Linked DNA regions of Homo sapiens: region 2 is linked to region 1. The links are chromatin contacts, found by Hi-C or POLR2A ChIA-PET in ENCODE. All regions are on one chromosome and are shown on one strand. The core of a region is the stretch at or near the end of the contact, and the rest is flanking DNA. Distances in the headings are between cores, read along the strand shown.

What was found. Hi-C counts contacts between places; a loop is a spot of excess contacts on that map. ChIA-PET counts read pairs that join two places held with the same protein, here RNA polymerase II (POLR2A).
Region 2: a map of thyroid gland shows a loop between it and region 1 (2.3-fold over the local background). The contact joins two enhancer-like sites. A Hi-C loop is called at or near these places in 2 of 168 maps with a recorded cell type or tissue (sciatic nerve and thyroid gland). POLR2A ChIA-PET finds 5 or more read pairs at or near these places in 1 of 52 experiments (T-cell).

Annotation. Positions count from the first base shown.
Region 1 is chr14:55,689,066-55,692,008 of GRCh38, forward strand. No RefSeq gene overlaps it. Among named protein-coding and RNA genes, the nearest start is that of LINC00520, 110 kb to the right of the region's middle. Within about 2 kb of position 1,451, at least 3 of the 41 ENCODE cell types and tissues checked have a DNase peak (open chromatin) inside an H3K27ac peak, as active enhancers do.
Region 2 is chr14:55,598,060-55,601,002 of GRCh38, forward strand. All of the region lies in intron 1 of KTN1 (kinectin 1), which reads left to right. Among named protein-coding and RNA genes, the nearest start is that of KTN1, 19 kb to the left of the region's middle. Within about 2 kb of position 1,457, at least 8 of the 41 ENCODE cell types and tissues checked have a DNase peak (open chromatin) inside an H3K27ac peak, as active enhancers do.

The DNA of each region.
Region 1 (2,943 bases), core at 201-2,700:
TCAAAAACGAGTCACTGGTCTGGCATGTTGGTTTATTTTTCCAACAGTTTTAAATTATATTGGACAACTTAGCACATGTTTTATGTATTTTGTTTTATATTCAATTCATTTATGTTTTTATACTTTTTTTATTTTCTTTGCCAACTTACCTGTAAATTTTAATTCATTTATTTTCAGTTCCTGTTTTCTAATAATTTAGGCTATACATTTTCCTCTGGACTTCTTTACCTGCACCTCAGATTTTGATATATAGGTATTTTGTTAGTCTTCCAGTTTTTAATTTTTTTAAATTGTGAATATTTCAAACATATAGAAAAGCATAGAAAATAAGAGAAAAAGTCTGTGTTCCTCCACCTTCTGTTCGCTTGAATTTTTTAAATAAAAGAAAACATTAGCTACAGTTGAAACATCTTGTATAACCCCCATCAAATTTCCCTGCATTTTCAGAGGTAGCCACTGCACTGAAGCTGAGATTTATCATTTAATTTCATGTTATTATCAATACCATAGGTAGGTATCCATAACTAATGTAATACTATTTTGCATGTTTTCAAAATTTATACAAATCATTCTGCCATTTGCGTTATTCATTCAATATTAACTTTAAAATTTATTCATTTTGAACTAAGAATATGCCACAATTTATACATTCCCACTTTCAGCTGGGCTTTCTTTAAGCTTTTTTATTTTTTTTGGAGTGTGTTATATATTTTTCACATGTGTAGATTTTTAAAGGATCCTTTTCTAATATTGCATTTTTGTCAGTGAATATGACCTATATGACACCAATTTCCTGAATTTGTGGAGAGTTCAGAAAGAAATTATAAACCAAAAAAGAAATTTATTTAGTCTTGGTTTAGAATAAGAATGTGTCAACAAGAATGTGAAGCTTTGGCAGGAAATGATTTCATTATCTGAAAGTTTGAGTTTTCAGGTTACTATACCAGACTGGTTGTTACCCTCTTCAGTTAAAAAATAAGAGGGAGTTGGGGAATATTTATTTTCCAGTGACCTCAGAACATAGGAAACAGAATCAAACAGGTGGGGAAAGGTCTTATTTAGATTTGCATTTCTGCGTTGTCTCTTGCTTTTGCTATGAAGAATCTAGCAGTTACGAGTTTATGAGTCAATAGCAGGTTCTTCCTGAGCTATTCAATACAGAGTTCTTGGGATTTCATCCAGTGCCAAACACAAAGTTCCTATTTAGTGAATGCAGTATTCATTTCAAAATATATAAAATATGTTACTGTTGAGTTAATCCACAGACTATAGTTACAGGAAATGGAAATTTGCTTACTTATGTTGATGAATTGTGTTGGTAAGTTCCATTGCCACCTAAATTGTGCAGGCTTATCAAACCTCTGCATCTAGTTTTTCTCCTTGCTAGCTATGTAAATAAAATTAAAATGTGACCGTGTTAGTCATTTCTTGCATTGCTAAAAAGAAATACCCATGGCAGGGTAATGTATAAGGAAAAGCTTAATTGGCTCATGGTTCTGCAGGCTGTACAGAAAGCAGGGTGCTGGCATCTGCTTCTGATGAGACTTCAGGAAGCCTGTAATCATGGCAGAAAGCAAAGGGGGAGCCGGAGTATTGCATGGCAAGCAGGAGCAAGAGAGAAGGGGAAGGGACTGTGCACTTTTAACAACCAGATCTCGTGTCAACTAACTGAGCAAGAACTCACTCATCATGCTAACTAAGCAAATCATGAGGGATCTGCCCCAGTGATCTGAATACCTCCTGCTAGGTAATGTAATCCCTCCACTGGGGATTACATTTCAACATGGATTTGGAGGGGACAAACATCCAAACTGTATCAGTGACTAGCAAATTCTAACCCAAATGCAATAATTGTTAGAGTTTTCTCTAACAATTCCTTTGTTGCCAATTATATAGTCAATATCTGTAAATGTTCCAAACTATTGAAAGTATGCTTTATACTTGTTAAAATCAAATTTATTAATTGATAACATTCTCAGTTCCCAAACTGTGTTTCTGGTTCAGTGGGTGTGGGTTAGGGTTCAAGAATTTGCATTTCAAACAAATTCCCGGCAGCTAATGCTGCTGGTTTGGGGAACACACTGAAAGTCATGCATATGGTTTTCAATTTGCCTTTCTTCTTTTGCAATTTCTTCACAGTTTCTTATTAAATGAGTGTTCTTGTTTTCAAGGTTTTAAAATATTTACTAAGTATTTTTATACCACTTCTATAAATTCTACAAATTTGGAGAGGAACAGAGACTGCAACATGTGTTTGGCTCCAGTTGGTGGTTCTCTTGGTGTTTCTTGATATTTTCTCATCATGTCACACAGAGAATATTTTTTTCAGAAATAAGTCAAATTGAAGCTTTTTTCCTCTTCAGTGAATTTCTTTGTTATCCACCCTGACAAAGTCTGAATATGCATGAATGCTGTTCTCCAATTGACCAATATTATGATTTTTATCCCCTCGAAGAAGGAATTGCTTGGAATAATGTAAGATGAGACAAGTGTAAGTTTTTCCCACTTTTGGTAACAAGGACAGGGTGGTTTACTCACCTAATACTATGAGGACAATATAGGAACCCAGGTATAAAAGTTTTTATGGAATCTTAGCCCTAATGTTCTGTTAGGTAACAGTCTCTATAGACTTAGTCTTCTGTTAGAACAGATAAATATGTCCAGTCAGATGAAACAGGTTTTTTTCCTGACAACTAATCCTGGTAACTTTCTGCCTGTATCTGGACACCTATTTTGAATAAACTAGCTTGCATTTCCTACCCACATTTGCATGGAGAATACAGAACTTTTGCATATGTGCTGAGCACCTGGTTTTAATATCATGAGTAGCTTTAACACATAATTGCCCCAGTTTCTGTTCACTCTCACAATGATCTAGGAGTTAACTTTACAATTTTTAACTGGATTGTGGCTGATGCCTCTATAAAGCAGTTAGCATGTATT
Region 2 (2,943 bases), core at 207-2,706, 91 kb before region 1:
TAGCACTCTTCTTTGTGCATTCCTGAAAAGTTTATTAGAGAAAAGCAAAGGTCAGCTGTAATCCCTAGTGAAATAATAAGAATATTGCTTTCTCGGCAGGGCGCGGTGGCTCACGCCTGTAATCCCAGCACTTTGGGAGGCCGAAGCGGGCGGATCACGAGGTCAGGAGATTGAGACCATCCTGGCTAACATGGTGAAACCCCGTCTCTACTAAATATACAAAAAATTAGCCGGGCGTGTTGGCGGGCGCCTGTAGTCCCAGCTACTCTGGAGGCAGAGGCAGGAGAATGGCGGGAGCCCAGGAGGCGGAGCTTGCAGTGAGCCGAGAACCCGCCACTGCACTCCAGCCTCGGCGACAGAGCGAGACTCCATCTCAAAAAAAAAAAAAAAAAGAATATTGGTTCCTCAATCAGTCATACTCTGGTTGGAAAGAGGTACTGTTCATTAAAAAAAAAAATTACATTCTGGATTAGTAAATTTCATATAAAGTCTGAATTAATTTTTACTAATTATTTACTAATGTTGATCAGTTTTGTTTGTTGCAGAGCTGACAGACTTATTGCTTCTAAAAACTAATATTCCAGTGTTCAGCAGGGTCTAGAATTCTGTGGCAATTAATGGTCATTGTTTCTATGGAGATTTTATTACATTATTCTTTGGCTTCTATTGCTAAGTACTATGTAAGTCTAAATTTTTCGGTACTCTTTTCTGTATTGGTTTCAAGACTTGTTTGAGTTACACAACGTTACAACAAATGTTTAAATATCTTTTATTCTGTTCAAATTTTGTTGCCTTTCCTGAATTGGAAGATCCATAGCTTTCAACAGTTTTTGAAAATTCTCAGCCACTGTGTTTCTTTGTTCTTTCCTCTCCTTGAATTCCCATTGGATTTATTGGACATTCTCATGTATCCTTTATGTCTGTTAATTTTTCTTTCATATTTTCCCTTATGTATAATTTTTTGTGGTACATTGTCAGTTTTTTAATCGTCTGTCTTGTTTGATAATTCAACTTTATATAGTTATCAGGCCATTTAGCTTTTAATTGCTGGGTGTTTGTATGTCTGTGTACATATGTATGTACACATAATTTATAAAATTCAAGTTCTAATTTTTCTGTTTTTTTATGAGTGTTTTCTGTGTTTCTGATTTCTTTTATAACTCTCATGGCTGAAATTTTTGTTTTAATAGTCTTTCACATTCTGTTATCAGTTTTTTGGGATCTACTCCCTGTTTGTATGTGCTACTCTTGTTTATTTTGACTGGAAGTTCACCTCTGGCAGGAGTATATCTGCAAATACTATACTGTACGGACTAGATTGGACAGAGGTAGTTTTTTTCCAGAGAGATTTTTCCTTCCCAAGAGTTTTTCCTGAGTCCCAGGGCTTTTGTGGCCATTGAGCCATTTTTTTTTTCTTTTTTTTGAGACAGAGTCTCGTTCTGTTGCCCAGGGCGGAGTGCAGTGGCGCAATCTTGGCTCACTGCCAACCTCTGCCGCACAGAAGCACAGATTCAAAGCGATTCTCCTGCCTCAGCCTCCGGAGTAGCTGGGATTAACAGGCTCCCGCCACCACGCTCGGCTAATTTTTTGTAGTTTTAGTAGAGACGGGGTTTCGCCATGTTGGCCAGGTGGTTCTCGGAACTCCTGACCTCAGGTGATCCGTGAGCCATTTTTATGTCAATATTTGTGGTAGGAAGGGGGCAGTAGGGGGAATTGGCAGAAACTGTAGATGAGAATTTAAGGTTGTACAATCTTAATGGAGACTTCTGGCCTTTGGAAAAGCAAACAAGCTTTCTCTTGTGTCTTTTTCTCTTTTGTGTCAATACTACTTATTAAATCTATTTTTTTAACTTAGTGATTTGAAATGGCACTGTGATAATATACCAAACTTTTTGTGTGTATATGGGCTATTTTGCCTTTAATTGGGTGTTCTTGGACAAGAATTAAAAATTCTTATTTACATAAGCAAAACTTTTTCAGTAGTCATTTTTGATAGTATTTGATGTTCTAATTTACATTTCATGTTCAGTTTGTGAGATGTTTTAGGTATTATGTCTCTTCTGGGGATAAGCAAGAATATCCCCAGAAGAGACATAATACCTAAAACATCTGATCATTTTAGTACTTCCATTGTTGAGTGACCTAAGGTGATACACCTAAGAGTTATTTTATTAATATTTTATTAATTAACCCATTATGTTCAACTTTAATACCCTAGCTAAACTTTTCCAAAGGATGATAAATTTTTGTGAATGATAAATTTTGAAGTAAGTTTTTCTATTTGCTGCTAAATTTAATTTCATTAAGTTTAAGCATCAGTTATTAAGACTACCCTGTGGTAGTGGGATTGGACAGATTTGTTATGGTTAGGGTAGAGCTAGGACCACTGGGAGAAGTTATAGGATGATGTGATTTTGGATCAAAACTAAAAAGAACTTGTCTTTCCAAAGAATAAAAGGGGTTTATGGGAGGTATTCATCCCTGCTTTTCAAACATAGGCTGGCTGCCTGTTGAGCTGGGTCTAATCTCTGAGTGGCTAGTTGGATTAGATGGCCCTTTCTTACTCAGAAATCTTATGAAAGGAAAAGCAGGTCAAGATGGTAGATTTTAAGGGGAGGAAAGCTTCTGTACATGGTGTAGCTGTTTTACGGTATGAATTTCATGTTGTAGTGTTAATTTTTGAACAGTTTTGATGACATGTTCTTTTGTCTTCAAAAACTGATTTTATGTGATTTGAAAACTGATTTGAAAGACTATTTTAAAAAGTTATTACTTTTTTGGTATTAAAGCTTTCAGTTTGTCTAATTATAAATTAGATTTTTTTTTTTACCGAATAAACTTTTAACCAGATTATTTCCCATGGAAGTGTTTTTAAATGAGCAGTGCCTTTTCCTGAGAAAATGGGCTGGTTTGGGCATGATGAGTAAGCAAAAGTCTAAAAGA